2 separate regions of the Homo sapiens genome follow, and region 1 is linked to region 2. The links are chromatin loops, found by intact Hi-C in ENCODE. Cell type or tissue: endothelial cell of umbilical vein. All regions are shown on one strand.

Region 1 (8,000 bases), 110 kb before region 2:
TACACATTTTATAATTGGGATAAAATGTGAAGAAAAACATTCCAGGAGCACATACATCAAGAAATAGGTTTTTATTTGTTATAAATTTTCATAGATTATGCTGCTTTAGTGACATTTAGGAAGAGAGACATTAGAATACACAATTAATGCAATCCAGGTTATTGCCATGAAAAGTACATTTGATATCTAATTTTATAAATCTCTATTTTAGAAAAATGTGTTCCCATTCCTAACAGATATCTCCAAAGGAGAGTAGAATCTTTTTTAATAAAAGATAAAAAAGAAGAAAAAATGTACTGATATAAGATCAACACAGCAGAGAGAGAAAGAGATGCAGTTTTGTCTCCATCTTAAGCAATATAGAATTTTAGTGGCATTTTATAATTACTATCACACTTGTTGTTGAAATAGGCATATATGGCCCAGATAATTGCCAGCAGCATGCTTACCTTTGAGTGTAACTCAAGCTCATTTCACTATTTGTTTGTTTCCTGACTCATTCCAAAACAGATTTATGTTTAGCTTTGTGCCATTTTGAATGTGTCAAAAGAAAGCATACAAACACCCAAAATCCCACACCTTAATGGAAAGTTACTTTGTAATATCTTTGTAGCATAGTTCTTAATCCAAATTAAGCTAAAACTTTCAAACATTAAAATCTATAAATGTTTGGAGTGCAGGGCATTGGAGGTATTTAACAAACATGAATTCCTAATCTAGATGTTTTCTCCTTGAAACCAAGCATGTTCCAGGACTACTATCCCACCACCTCTCAGCTTCTGCTAACAGAATGTGACTTGGTTTTGCTAGTCATCCAAGTTGTCAGCATCATGAACTAAAAATACATATAGATTTTAGATTAGCTGTTGTTTGAGATCCTTGTTTTTATTATTTCAATTAAACTTTTGTAAAGTGTTTGGCTCATGTCTTTGTGTTATGGCCTATGGTAGGGAAAAAAACCAACAAAAAGACATACTCTCTACTCTCAAGAAGCTCCACGTCTACTGGGAAACACAGATGCCATCAGTTCAAATGGCTGTAATACAAAACATGATGATAGCGATGACTAAAATAAATATCATTGGTTGAACACTTACTATGACATAGATACATTTTAAAGAATTTTGCAGGTATTTCCTACTCAATGAAGTATTAGGTTGGAGCAAAAGTAATCCAGTTTTTGCCATTATTTTCAATGGCAAGACCTGCAATTACTTTTGCACCAACCTAATAGATGTTAATAATCTTATTTTACATGTAAAGAAACTAAGAGAGAGAGTAAATGATTTTCCAGAGACCACACAGCAGAGAAAAACAACAGATCTAAACTATCTTCAGTCAAAGGTAAAAATCCTTGGGATTGTACATAGGCTAACATCTAAATGGGTCAATCTTTTCATTCACAAGTAGGTACACAACGGCCAGCCTCATGCCATGTCTCATATTATGCAGAATGAGCCACCTACAAACCCAGTCTATAAAATATAAAATAGATGAAACTCCCTCTCACAACTTAGTAGCAAAAAAAAAAAAACAAAAAAAACCCAGGATTTTCTTAAAATGATTAACTCAGTTTTAACTTTGTGTCTGTTTTCATAAATGTCCTTCAACCAAATTCTCATTATTCATTCTACGAGGCAATATCTTCTTGTGTATCACATACTTAGACTCAAAGTAAGTACAAAAACTGCTACCTCAGCTAGGTGGAAAGAGAAGAAAAATGGTATATAATTGCATAAATCTTCTAAACAGAATAACATTTACCATTGTTTATTAATCTCTTTAATAGCCTTTTCCCTGAACAAGGAAAAGAAGCATGACTTTTTAGAGCACTCCAGGTAACTGCTTAGCTGTTGACTGAGAAATAGTTACTCATATACACCTCCGCTCAAGCTTTGTTTCTTGAAGGAATGGCACAAACTGTATAATTTGGCTCAAAATCCACAACCTAGCAAGTGTAATTTCCCTGTAGCCTTAAGTGAAGGCAAACTTTAGCTGAGCAGTAAACATGGTATACAGATCAAATAGAGGTTTGAACATACTCTATTTGCTTCCCTTTAGAAAAAACAAAGAGAGGAATGACAGGAAATGGAAGCAAGCATATCAGGGCAGATGAGAAAGGAAGAAAATAAAAATACCTTAGAACTCATCCAACTTACTCAGCTGAAGCCAAGGAGTCTGAGTCACAAACACAGCTCTGCCCCTTCACTGGAGCTGGGGTTGCACAGGCAAAGTCCGACACAGACATTATTGTCTCTCAAATGTCCAGCTTTTAAAATGTATTTAAGAAACATGTCATTAACACTTAATTCTCATATACTCAATTTACCAATAGAGATAGGTAATATGATGTATCATAATGTGATCATACAGAGAACAGTTACTCAGCCCACAGACCCCTTGCTTTCCATTTCTTGTGGTACCAACCAATTTCTCCCATTTTGTCCCTTTCATAAAAGTAGAGGTATGAATAATATAGTGAAATGGAATCAATGGTTTCATCTGAACAATGTTTGCTCAGTTGACACCTTACTGATAAAAACGTAATAGCTATGTAAGAGTGGACTAAAGAGCTGATTTACTTTATTATTTCATTCAATATGAACTATAGGACAATGCGTTTCTATAAAAAATTTGTACCACAGATTTTGAGTGGCAATACATAGCAAAATAATTGTCCTTTCCCTTCTAAAATTATTTTTTGATAACTAAGTGAACTTGTTATAAAAAAATTTCCTCAATTGCTTCTCAGTATATTTGTAGTTAATTTGAGCTCATGATCCTCAAGAGATTATGTGAAAATCCTAATGGAAGCATAAAAAAGACTGAAAGCTTTGTGGATGTTTCACAGGCTAAGACTTCAAACTTCCGCACCAAGTTTTAATCCCGTTGGTATCTGTCCAGGGGAAAATATGTTCTGATTTTCATTCTTCTTCCTGAAGTTTTCAACTTGCTTTCCTAATATTCTTCATCAACACATGAGTTCTTCCACTGCATCTCTCTCCTAGCCACACTATTCTTGGGATCATCTCACCACCACTCTGCCAATAACCATGGGACTCATTAAAAATAGGATGCCAAAGGCATCCTTCCTTTTGATAAAAGGAAATGCGATAGTATTAAGAGCTGTAAAATCCCACGGATTCCGGGTTATAGGATTTAAAGTCTTATACCACTTTCAACCTTAAAATAGGAAGAAGAAAAGGAGGTAAGGAAAAATGGAGGGGAAAAAAGAAGAAAAGAAGGTAAGGAGAGGGGAGAGGGGAGAAAGGGAGGACTTCCTTTTAGGAATTGGATCTCCTTTCCCTGGGTTCCATAATGTCACTTATCCTGTTTATCCTCTTACTTTGCCAAAGCTTATCCCACAGTAATTTCATTTAAAAGAGCACAAGAATCACAAATGACTTTTCACATCCCAAAAAATATATTTACTCTATACAAATACTTGAATAATAGTTTGGTGGGCTATGTAATGCTAAGTTGAAAATTACATTTCTTTTTAATGTTAAGGTGTCTCTCCATAATATTCTAACTTCAGTGTTGCTTTTGAGAATTTTAATGCCATTCTGATTCCAGAGTCTTTGTAGTTAAATGTTTGTTTTTCTCTCTGGGAAGTTTTGGATCCTCTGCTTTTTCCAGGTGTTACGAAACAGCACAAAAAATGTGAATCTTTTCTTGCTGAACTCTTACTGGGTTCTTTTAACCTGAAGGCCTGTACTTTAGTTATGGAATTTTTTTTTGTGCCCGATTTCTTGAACAATTTCCTAAACTGTTTTCTCTGTTCTCTCTTTATTTAATATTTATTAGCTTAATGTTGGAATACTGGATTGATAATTTTCTTATCTCTTTTTTTTTCTATTTTCCATTTATTTATATTTTGATTCTATTTTCCCCAGGAATTTTCTCAATATCTAGTTGATCTTCTACATGATTTTATATTAATCTCCAGGAACTTTTTCTGATTGTTTCTTTACATAAATATCTTAGTTTTTCCTTTTGGTTTTTGTTTTTATTGGAAGCAATATTTCTTGTTATTCTTAGGATTTCAATTACACCAATTGCTTTTGTCTTCTTTATCTTCCTGTATTGTCTGTTTCTTTTACTTTTTCTTTTTTAACCATTTGCACTTCCCCACCCTGCTGACATGTTTACATTACCAGGTCTGGTACAAAGGAGTCCAGAGCTTCTCAGGTTCAGTTTCTCCTGAATATATTAATGGCTGGCCTCCTGCTTGAGGGGGAGTCACTTGATCTCCAGAAGGGAAGGAGAACTAGGGGCTTAACTGTACCTTATGCACATTTTCCTCCAATCCAAGAAAGCCTTACTAACTTCATAAGTCATGGAACTCCTTGAGAGTGAGTTTTTCAGGTTGCAGTGGTCCTCAGTGTGGTCTTCTATAAATAACAAACTCACATACTGGAAACAAAAATCACAGCCATTCATAAAGAACTTCCTAGGTATCTATCCTGATTGTTGCTTGGTGTTTATACATGCATGATGTTCAGCCGTGATTCACTAGACTCCAGTCACATTCTCCTTCCTTCTATTTTTCTAATACTTCAAGCTCTTTCCTATGCTTATTTTGGAATTAAGCCAATACTTCTGTATATAGATTGTTTACAATCAGATACAAACTAAAGGAAGGAACAGTGATCAAAAATGCATGACCAGGCTGGACATGGTGGCTCATACCTCTAATTCCAGCACTTTGGGAGGATGAGGCAGAGGCTTGCTGAGGCCAGGAGTTTGAGACCACCCTGGGCACCATAGTGAGACCTCATCTCTACTAAATAATAAAAATAATAAATAATAAATGCATGATTAGACAGAACCCCACGGCTGAAGGAACCATAAAGTTCTATAAAGTACTATCCTAATAATGCAAAGTAAATAAATTCTTGCTGTTATACCAATCTACCATTAAAAACCACATAAGTAAAACGGTATACTTTTAAAGAGATGCTTCACAAAGGCATATTGATTGATTGGATGTTTTTAAAAGAACTTAGCTATATAATTCCTTTAAATAACTATTGATTTAAATAACGATTTAAAATTCCTTTAAATAGCTATTACAAGCCAGTAAACATTTCGCTATGCCAATGTTTATAAACTTCGTCATTACATAAAACTAGATTTATGTAAATCTAAGTTTTTGCAACCTAATATTTCTGTGACAATAGTGAAAAGTTTCTATTGTTAAAATCTTTTTATGTTATTATGATTTGAGGATGATCCTGCCCAAGCCCCTTCTCTTGAGAACTGCCACCACCTGCCCCTGGAGTCATGTTTGTCCCTCAGGCCCTTGTTCCACAGCCATATTCTATTGGGCAATTTATAGAGAACTAGTAATCATGAGACTCAGTTGGATTAATGAGAATCTCTCTCCAAGGAATGTGGAATTGGGTCAATGAGCAGGAAGGTCAGTTAGTGGTGGTTGCTTCTTTGTTGTATTATAACGACTCCTAGGTCAGAGGATCTCGCTTTGAGGACACTGTGATAGGAATGTTTAAGGAGAGCACAAGAAACTGTCCTTTAGCAAGAAAAGGAGAATGAGAGAGGCACTAAAATGGCCCCATTTATTACCAGAAAAAGGCACATACTAAGAAAATCTGCAAGGTGAACTGTAGGTCTAGTTCCTGTCATAATGCCCCATTACTTATCTACCTTTGATCTCATGGGAAAAGTCGGTATCCTTCTAATTACACCTCTGTTTTATGAAACAATAAGTCACTATATAATATGCATGATTTTTAAATCAATTTCAAGACACACCTGACAACTGTCATATGAAGATTATAATTAGTGTTAATGGAAGGCCAGCTAAGATTGCATTGCAAATTTGGTGTCCTTTTACACTTCATAAAGGATAACCTCTGCAATGAACATTTAATTGGTAAATTATATGTTCTAGGTTTTCAGATCCATGGCAAAATCTATAGGATAAGCTAAGGAATTATGTTTTGATTTGACAGACACTAGGGCCTCTTTGAGGGTGGGAGGAGGGAGAGGATTAAAAAAAAATACCTATCAAGTACTATGCTTATTACCCTGGGTGATAAAATAATCTATACACCAAACCCCCATGACAAACAATTTTCCTATATAACAAACCTGCACCTGTACCCCTGAACCTAAAATAAAAGTTAAAAATAAATAATAAAGATACTGAAGAATAAACATCATAATAATAGGTGAATTTCTCAGTGCAGCCAAAGTTGTGAGGGTGTGTCTGTGAGAGTGTGTTTAAGCTGCCACATACAATATAAATCCTAAGAGGCTGCATGAAAATTAAATTACCAACTCAAAACATAGCTTGGAGAAATAATTATCAATCCAATGTGCATTTATGCTTAGAAATGTTTTGTCTATTGTGAATGAGTTGTTAGGGTATTAGATTGCAATATTTTCAGAATTAGAGAATGATTCATATGAATCCCTGTGCTTCAAAGAATAAACATGTTAGCATGAAGTAGAATTATAGGAATATCTAGTAATTGACTGTATACAACATATTTTTATATAACCACATAATAACAGTGATAACAAGTATTTGATTAAAACTTTGTTGCGTTAAAAATCTCTTTAATATACTTTAACATTACCTTATTGGAACTCCACAATAACCCTGTGAAGTACATATTCATCGTAACTTACTAAAGAAGAACCTGAAGTTCAGAGATGCCAGATAACGTGTGTAAGATAATACAGCTTGAAAATGGAAGAGCCCAAACTCAGTCCTAAAATTACTGCATCAAAATCTGTTGTCCTTTCACCACATAATACTGCCACCTAAAATATTTTCTTAAGCTAGCAAGGATGCAAGCCACTTAAGCACTACACTTTTTTTCAGAATAAAGTCACAATCTGTAATATAACTCAATAACTAAGCAACCAACATATCACAAAACATGAGACTTTGTGCACTACTTCCAGTATCGCCCAGATGAAAGCCTGTTCTCCATGTCCAAGGGCTTTGCTGCCCTTCAGGAATTATCCAAGTCAGCAGCAGCATGAGGCCTGAGGTCAGTTCGCAGGCAGCTGGTCACTGACATCCAGGATAAATAAATAAGAAAGCTACAACAAGCTAGATCCAAAGCATGGTCAAAACAGAGTAGTTCCTGTATCAACGCCTGTGCAGGGAGGCACACAGACCATTACTGGGTCACAGCAGGAGTAATATGAATACTTAAAGAGCACTTTGAAAAGAAATAATGTACAAATTCATTAATTAATCTCATATCCTGTAATTTCTGTGCCTTTTCACTTTCTCTGCCTTTTTACTAAAAACAAAAGAAAACAAAACAAAAAGCACATGCTGTGTCTTGTCCTCACTCCATGACCACAAAGTATGACTAACTACTGTCTTCCTTTCAGAGCATTTTTCCATAAATATGGGAATACTAACTACTACCTCATAAAATCGTTAAGAATATTTAAAAATACAATTCATGTAAAGCACTTAGAACTTCAGCTGGCAAGATAAAAGTCCCAATAAATGTTAGCTGCTGTTGTTTTTTATCATTATTATTGAGAACCAAAGCTATACAGCCCAATGTATATATTAACATGACTTTACTCTTACAAGAAACTCTTGCCCAAGAAGATGAAAAGGCAAATAATTGTATTTTTTGTTTATTTCAAGAAATTCCACCAAATCCATATATCCAAACTTTCAACTATGCTTTCATCATCTCATTTCTCATAACAGATCATGCAACCAGGCTTATCAAGAGATGACTTACCTTTCTACACTCATTCAAAATCCTTGCCTCACTGTGTCCATCAATTTTATACTATTATGTCACAAACTCTAGTCAATCCAGTTAAGTTCTCTGCATTGAAAGACCTGCCTGTCTTAAACCAGCACCCCAAAACCTCATAAATGCCCTGGCTTTCACCTCTACCCTAAGAAGATTTACTAAGATTTCAACAAGATATTGATCTTCCTTACTGGGTTAAGAATAAATGCAGTTTTCTTTATTTTGGTGGTCTTTTTA
Region 2 (8,000 bases):
ACATTGACATAATCCTGTGTAGGTCACATAATTTCAAACTATGAAAACTTTTAGTTTGTCTTTTGTCATTTTAACTTTGTCTATGACATTTTTTCATACAGCTTTATGTTTATATTTCATGTTTAAGGCATTTTACTATATAGTTTATCTTTGCTTGGCACTATTCTCTTTTTATGATTCATGTCTTGAATGGGATTGTGTCTGTGTTGTTATAAATATTTTATATTCAGAACAAGAGCTTGAATCTAGTCTATTGTGAAGGATGAAAGAGAAGTATTTTATCAGGGAAGCCACTTATCAGATTTATGTTTTCTAAAAATCAATGTGGTTGTTTTGTTTAAAGCACCACAGATTCTTTCACATTTCTCCTACTAATGGGTGGGATCTATGTTCCTTCCTCTTGAATCTGGGCAGGCTTGTAACTGCTTCAACCAATATGGATTGACAGAAGTGATACTATTTCACTTTCAAAGCCCAAGGTCGTATATCTTCTACCTGGTTCTCTTTGGAGGCTCACTCTGGAATAAGCCAAATTCCACTTAAGGATTCCAATTACACCATTCTGGAGAAGTCTGTAGGTACATCTGTCAGCAGTTCAAACCTTCTAGTCATCTCTGCCAAGACACCAGACAGGTGAGTTAAGGAGCTTCTAGAGGATTTCAGTCTCCAGCCATTTGTCACCCCCAGCTGTTTAAATATCCCCAAATGAAACCTCACACACTGAGGAGTAGAGACAAGCCATCCCTACTATACCCCATCCCAGTTTCTGACTCCTAGAATCCATGAATATAATAAAATGATTGCTGTTTATGCTATTCACTTTGAGTGGTTTGTTCACAGCCATATCACTCTAGCAACAACACTGGCAATGAATTAGAAAAGGGAATGAAAAAGGAAGTCCAATTAGGAGGCACTTACAAGTGTCCAGAAGAGACACAGAGAAACCTGAAACAAGGTTGGAAGGAAAATGGGAAGAAATTGAGAGTTCAGAAGCTGAATTTGCAATATACACATATCGCAAAAATAGATTAGTATCAAAATATAACCTTGTAGACTGCTATATCAGAAAACTAAGCCACTTATCAGCCTAAGCCACTATCAAACATGAGTCCATAACTAATTTATAGAAAAATGAAGTAATTTTCTTCCCAAGTGTCACACTTTTTACAAATCATGCATTCTTCCACTACAACTTTAAAGCTTTTTCTTTTGTAACCAGAGGGTCACAGATAAGTCAGGGCTCACTGAGGGAGCTCAGGAGATAATAAAATCAAAGGAAACCTGGCTTGAATATGTGACAATGGCACACATTTTAGTCACAGAAATAACACATAAGCAGTCTTTTAATAAAGGAGCTAAAGGATTATTTTTCACCCTCTGAAAAGCAAATTATCTTAATTGGCTAAGATCAGAAGATATCAACAGGGTTCCAAAAGCAATATAATATTGGGCCTTTAAACTAGTCCAAATTGTCTTAGAAGTAAAAGAGACAGATGGAGTCCATCAGCTCTATTTGAAAACCAACAATAGCAAGGCCAGTTGTGTTACAGCAGGTGAAACTGTTTAATCATTACTTCCTAATTGGGATCCTTTGCTTTCTCTGGCTTGTTGGGAAGCAGACTAACAGGTGATTTTAACTGTTTGTCCTGACTCAATACTTTTGCTCTAGACTTTGTAACTTACCTGGGAGTTTCAAAGCCAAAGTGCCTATATGAGCAATCCATGTATTAAAGTACCCCAATTCTACACTGTAAGAGTTTACCCAGGGGCTAGTAGAGTTAGACAAATTAGAAGAGGTTTATCATGGTGAGGAAAAAGTGCATTTAGTTCACCGATATTATCTAGATGATGCCGATTTGTACACTTCCAAGAAATCTCAAAAGGCAACATTACCTTGATAAAGTCTAGTCTAGTCCTAAGTCTCACATGTAAGTAGACACAGAGATTATCAGAATTTCCAGGTTTGTTTTTTGAGACGGAGTCTCGCTCTGTTGCCCAGGATGGAATGCAGTGGCACAATCTTGGCTCACTGCAACCTCCACCTCCTGTGCAAGGGGAAGCCCTTCTTCCAAACTCCAAGAAACATGGAAACTCAAACTAATATTCAGAAAACAAAATGGTGACTATGAAATTAAAACGAAAATTGGTGTATTCACATGAGAATTTTTTTCTTCCAAGCTGTTATGCAAATTGATGAGCTAGACTCTTCCCACCACAGAAAATGCTAATCAAAGGATGAGATAGCTCGATGTTCACAAGCTAATGTATTTAATACCATAGGCTGAACTCTTTAAAGAGCCAGTAACACCCTTTCCCTTCACCTTTCCAGTTAAGAAGTCAATACAGAGGTTATGTAGGGTTCGAATTTTCACTTATTGCTGGATTGTGGACTTCAACATGGACTTGCAGCCATATTCAGTCTTCCCGTGCCTTCCCTTCAAGTCTAGCCCTTGAGCTGCCCTCATGGAGAGTTGGGTCTACAAAGCAAGATATCACCAAGCCAGCTGAAAGTGGACGTATTAGTCCGTTTTCATGCTGCTGATAAAGGCATACCCAGGACTGGGCAATTTACAAAGGAAAGAGGTTTAATGGAAAACTCACAGTTCCTTGTGGCTGGGGAAGCCTCACAATCATGGCAGACGGCACGGAGGAGCAAGTCACATCTCACGTGGATGGCAGCAAGCAAAAAGAGAGAGCTCATGCAGGCAAACTCCCGTTTATTTAAACCATCAGATCTCGTGAGACTCATTCACTATCACGAGAACAGCACAGGAAAGACACGCCCCCATAATTCAATCACCGCCCACTGGGTTACAATTCAAGATGAGATTTAGGTGGGAACACAGAGCAAAAGCTTATCAGTGGTGTTGCAGCTGTTGAACAATCTGTTTGCCAAGGAGCTTCCTGAGAGCTTCAAAAGCAGTGGTAGTTAAGGCCTGCCTCTTGAAGATAGTCCTGATCCAGGTGTACCAACCACATAAAAAAGACAGTCCACAAAGGTCTCAGTGATTTATGCTCAGTCCCTTTCATTAATATTGCCAATCATGTAATCCATTCTTTACCCCTTGAAAAGAAGGGAGGGTAGAAGTGGGGGTAGTGTAGAAGAAATAGTGGGAGCTCTGTTCCCAGTTCTTCTGAAGGAGCTGTTCTTGTTTTGTGAGTCTAAGTGAAAACATTACGTCAAAAAGAATATAGCTTTTTCTTTGCTCTCTGCTCTGTGGAGCCAGGCAGGGTAGGAAAAGGAGATTCCAGGGAGCTAAGAATTTAAAGCCAGAGTGACTGTCAACATTCCCATAGTGAAACGCAGCTCCCCTTCACTAGTCCTAAATGGTGCCCTATAGAACCCTGGAAGACCTTCCCGGGGGCACGTCACAACCTCACTGACGCAAAATGTCCTCTTTGGGACTACCAGAAGACACCATGTAGTAACCTTTGTAGGTAGATGGCTGCTGAGTCACTATAATGAACATCTAAAATTTAACATCTTCTCCTTTTACTTTGTATTACCAATGATTTATTTTTTATTCTTTTTAAAAAGAATACAATATAACTTGGAAAAGAATTGGCTAGATACAGCTCAGTGGACTTAAAACAATGTGCTATGTTTGAACAACATCAAATTATTTTTGAAAACCTTGCCAAGTGACTTCAATAAGATGAGAACTATTAACATGAACTTTTAAAACAGCAAATTTCAAACATTTTTTAGATGTTTTCTGCACTGGATGTTGTAGAGTACTATTTAGATCCTCCCTGAAGACCAAGGCATTCTTTTCCTCAGGTGCTAAGAATCTTGCCTACTGATGACTCACAGCTGAGTCCACCTACAGGCATTTCCCTTCACTGAAAAAAGTTGTTTCCCCCAATCCTGCACAAACTATGTCCCATCCTGGAAGGCAGCCAATATCCAATGACTGATCATTGTGGAATTAACACGTCCTAACTCTCTTGCCTTAATTTGGAAAACTCTTTAAGAATCAGCTCAGCACCAGGATTTCCTGTAGGATCAATTGTTGCCATAGCATTAAAATTCAACTTCTATTTTTTGCCCATCCTCATTGCTCTTGACTGCAGTAAATCATAGTTGTAGACTAAAGAACAGGTCCAATTCTTCTTGCCTTTTCTCTTTTTTTTTTTTTTTTTTTTTTTGAGACAGAGTCTTGCTCTGTTGCCCAGGCTGGAGTGTAGTGGTGCAATCCCGGCTCACTGCAACCTCTGCCTCCCGGGTTCAAGTGATTTTTTCTCCTGCTTCAGCCTCCGGAGTAGCTGGGATTACAGGCATCTGCCACCATGCCCAGCTAATTTTTGTATTTTATTAGAGATGGGGTTTTGCCATGTTGGCCAGGCTGATCTCAAACTCCTGTTTGCCCGGGAGCTGGCATAATTTCAAGTCATCTGTGAGACATTCAAGGGGAATCTTAAGTAAATAATCTATTACTTCCTAGGACTAGGCAAGTTTGGAACAACCCTAAAACCAATAGCACTCTTCCATCTAAAGAGGAAGTTCAGGTCCTGTAACCCTTCAACACTTACTGTCAAGGCTAAGATACAGTTGGTTCTCAGTACTAGTGTAAAGGGTTTTGGAGATAAATGTTCTTGCTTCTGTGTAGACTGTCTATATTTGAGAGATTCTCTCATGTCCCTCCCTTTAGGATTGCTTGGTGCTTTTTTCCATTCTGTCTTCTCTCACGTATATGGGGCAGAAGGATGAGCAAGAGCTCTCTACAACTTGTCAGGGCAAACACTGCCACTTTTAAAAAGCCAAACAAGGATGAGAATGAGATGCAGAGAAAAGAGGACATGGAGGGAATGCCTTACGCCAATTACTCTAGGTTTTATGGTATAGTATCCGCAAGAATAATATTAAGAAGACACGGTGAGGGTAAATTACTCTTCAAGACATTGTCAAGGAAATGAAGGCAGGAGGTGAGACAAGAAACAAGGTGTAGATGTTTTAAGTATAAAGGGCTTCTGAGCTGCTTTATTCCTAAAGATTACTCAAATTAGTTATTTTGCTGAAGGGCAGGCATCAGTAAGAAAAGACAGTTGCAAGGTGAGAAATCAGGAGAGAGTAACTGATAAACAACTTCCTTAAAAAGCCTACATGGAAATAGACCAAAAGCACAGGGAAAGATATCAACTTTAAAGTGGAAGAATATTTCATCCTCTGAGACAGGCAATAAAAAGAGGGAATGTAAAGAGGTAGAAAAATTAGGGGGCTAAGAAAATTGTGTATATTGAGAAATATACACAAATTTCTCAATAAAATCAGAATTGAATTTATCTGCTGAATGTGAGATAGGCCAAGGGAATGGTGGGGACATAAGAAATGTGGAAAAGCTGAGGTGCATTTGCCCTAAAGGAGATAATAGGGGTTAACCAAGGGACCAAATAAACAATTTACTAAACAATAGCAAGGATCTAGATAAGGTTAAAGAGCTTAAATTTGTGATGTATTCACTCAACATAATTCTGCGATCAAGGGCTGACTCCTTAAAAAAAATAAATTGAGATGGTGGTTGGGTGCCTAGATTTGGAGAGTGACCAGAAAGACAGCAAAAGGTTGGGGGATGGTGGGGCAGTTGGGAAGGTAGAGTACTAATGGGTGAGAGCGAATGCACAGTTGTATTAGATGACCAATGAAACCATGCTGAGTGAGATAGAATAGGAATAGAAGGGAAACAACGGCAAGAGCCAAGGAGCTGGATGTCATACTGAAGGTTACAGCAAGAGCCACAAGTAACTGGGAGAAGCAGTAGGCTGGGAAGCTTAAATCAGATGAGGACAATTAACTGAGAGCACTTTAGACAGGTTCCATTGCCAGACTGCAAGAGCTAGTTCCACCTTACTAAGTAAGGAGATGAAGTAAATAGAATTGTTGTGAGAGTCCGTATGTGAACACATATAAAGTAGTTAGGTCAGGGTCTGATATGTACTGTTCACTCAATAAATGTTAAGCTATCATTATATTCCAGAGTTTACCATTGTAGAAGTTCCATAATCAAAACAGGTGAAGCATTACTCAAACTGATAAGGCATAACTTCCAATGATGTATCATTTTGCTAATGGAGAGGTGTCATTGAGAATAGATGGCTTCACGCCATCAGGAAGCTGAGGTTTAGTGAAGGCAAAAGCCACTGTATGCATATAGAAACAATTTACATTCTATCTTCTGGAGCTCTACCCTCAGTGACTAGGAATGACAGGAAGAGGATATGTTGATATTTATAAATGGAGGCATATTTAGGTGGGAAAAAATTGTTTTTGCTTTTCAGATTGTTTTTGCATTTGGGTGCCTCAAAATCACAGTATTAACTATATCCACCTGACAAATGACACATGCAATTAGTTCCACCATGAAAACTTCCACATTTCTGAGGTGTCCTGCATCAATGCCAGAATGATCTCTTCTATGCACTGTTCTACCAGGTTTTAGGAGTGCTGCTTAAGTCCATTTACAAAACCTTGAAGCTCTCTTGTTTAAACTGAGATATGAGTCTGATGTGCTTCTTTATAACATGTTATGAGAATTCAATTTCAGTAATAGATTAAGACATATCTTGGACATATTTCACAAAATTAAAATGAAATTGATATACCAATTGAACTCATCAACTCAATATAACCATCATCTACACCTAAGGGCACACTAAATATCATTTCATGAGCAGGATGAAAAGAGAATTATTTCCAATCAGAATCTCACACAGTTTTAATGTGATTATATCCAGTTGACTAATTGTGTCATTTCCCTTTATGTTCATTCATTTAACAAATATTGATCTACTGTCTGTTATGTGTAAGGTACATTCTAGTGGCTGCGTGAAATAAGTGATACAAGTTGGGATAAAACTCCTACCTGGGAACTTGCCATCTGTGGGACAGACAGAAAAGTACATATATTAAAAACTAGAATAAAGGGCAGAATGTATACATGGAAGTACTAAAGAAGTAGCAATTGATCCTGACTGGGAAAATTTCATAGAGATAACATAAACAAGACAAACATTCATGAGGTAGAGATACTCCAGGCTAATGACTAACATGAGAATAGAAGGACTGTGTAGAGCAGTGACATGGGGAATATTTGAGTCTTTAGGTGGCTTTGCAAATACCTAGCCTGTTCAACAACCTCTGTGTTGACAAGCACTGTGTCAAATTCACATTTTTTCCTGAATTTTCTTTATTTTTATTTTTTAATTTTTATTTTTATTTTAAGTTGTGGGCTACATGTGCAGGATGTGCAGGTTTGTTACATAGGTAAACATGTGCCATGGTGGTTTGCTGCACCTATCAACCCATCACCTAGGTATTAAGCCTAGCATGCATTAGCTATTTTCCCTAGTGCTCTCCCTCCCAACCTCACCCCCCAACAGGCCCTGGTGCGTGTTGTTCCCCTCCCTGTGTCCATGTGTTCTCATTGTTCAGCTCCAACTTATAAGTGAGAACGTGCAGTGTTTAGTTTTCTGTTCCTGCATTAATTTGCTGAGGATGATGGCTTCCAGCTCCATCCATGTCCCTGCAAAGGACGTGATCTCATTCCCTTTTTTGGCTGCATAGTATTCCGTAGAAATTCACACACTTTAAGACATTTCTTAAAAAGTAGCCCCACTCCTGTCCCAATCTTTCTTAGATGCTACTTTATAGATAGTAACTGGCACCTTTTCTTTATAAATTTGATTTGGACTTTGATATGATATTTCATACATTCAAACATTAGAATGGCCTCTCTTTCATTTTAATAATCATCCTTGAAATTTAAAAAAGAATTTCCATGATTATGTTCACATATAACATATACATGTTATTTATTTACATATCAATAATATTTAACGTAGCGTATCAAAGATTTACTTGTTTTTCATAATTTGTATTTCGGAAAGTTTAGTTGCCAAATTAAAAAAGCTAATGTGTAATTACATTGTAATTTCAAAGTGTAATGTCTCCTTAATAAAAAAAAAAGTTTTTTAAGATCCCAGAAGATTCTAGAATGAACTGA

Evidence for each region. Peaks named below come from ENCODE experiments on the same cell type or tissue, not always from the same donor. Only the 100,000 strongest peaks of a DNase experiment are listed, where the experiment ranks them.
Region 1: it touches region 2 in a loop (7-fold over the local background); 2 of 110 quality-filtered maps call a loop at or near these places.

Annotation. Positions count from the first base shown.
Region 1 is chr6:78,485,482-78,493,481 of GRCh38, forward strand. No RefSeq gene overlaps it. Among named protein-coding and RNA genes, the nearest start is that of MIR10524, 50 kb to the right of the region's middle. In endothelial cell of umbilical vein, no CTCF peak of the experiment used is centred here; DNase peaks (open chromatin) are centred at 2,110, 4,530 and 7,060; H3K27ac peaks cover 3,777 bases.
Region 2 is chr6:78,595,285-78,603,284 of GRCh38, forward strand. No RefSeq gene overlaps it. Among named protein-coding and RNA genes, the nearest start is that of MIR10524, 60 kb to the left of the region's middle. In endothelial cell of umbilical vein, no CTCF peak of the experiment used is centred here; DNase peaks (open chromatin) are centred at 3,007 and 3,897; H3K27ac peaks cover 3,438 bases.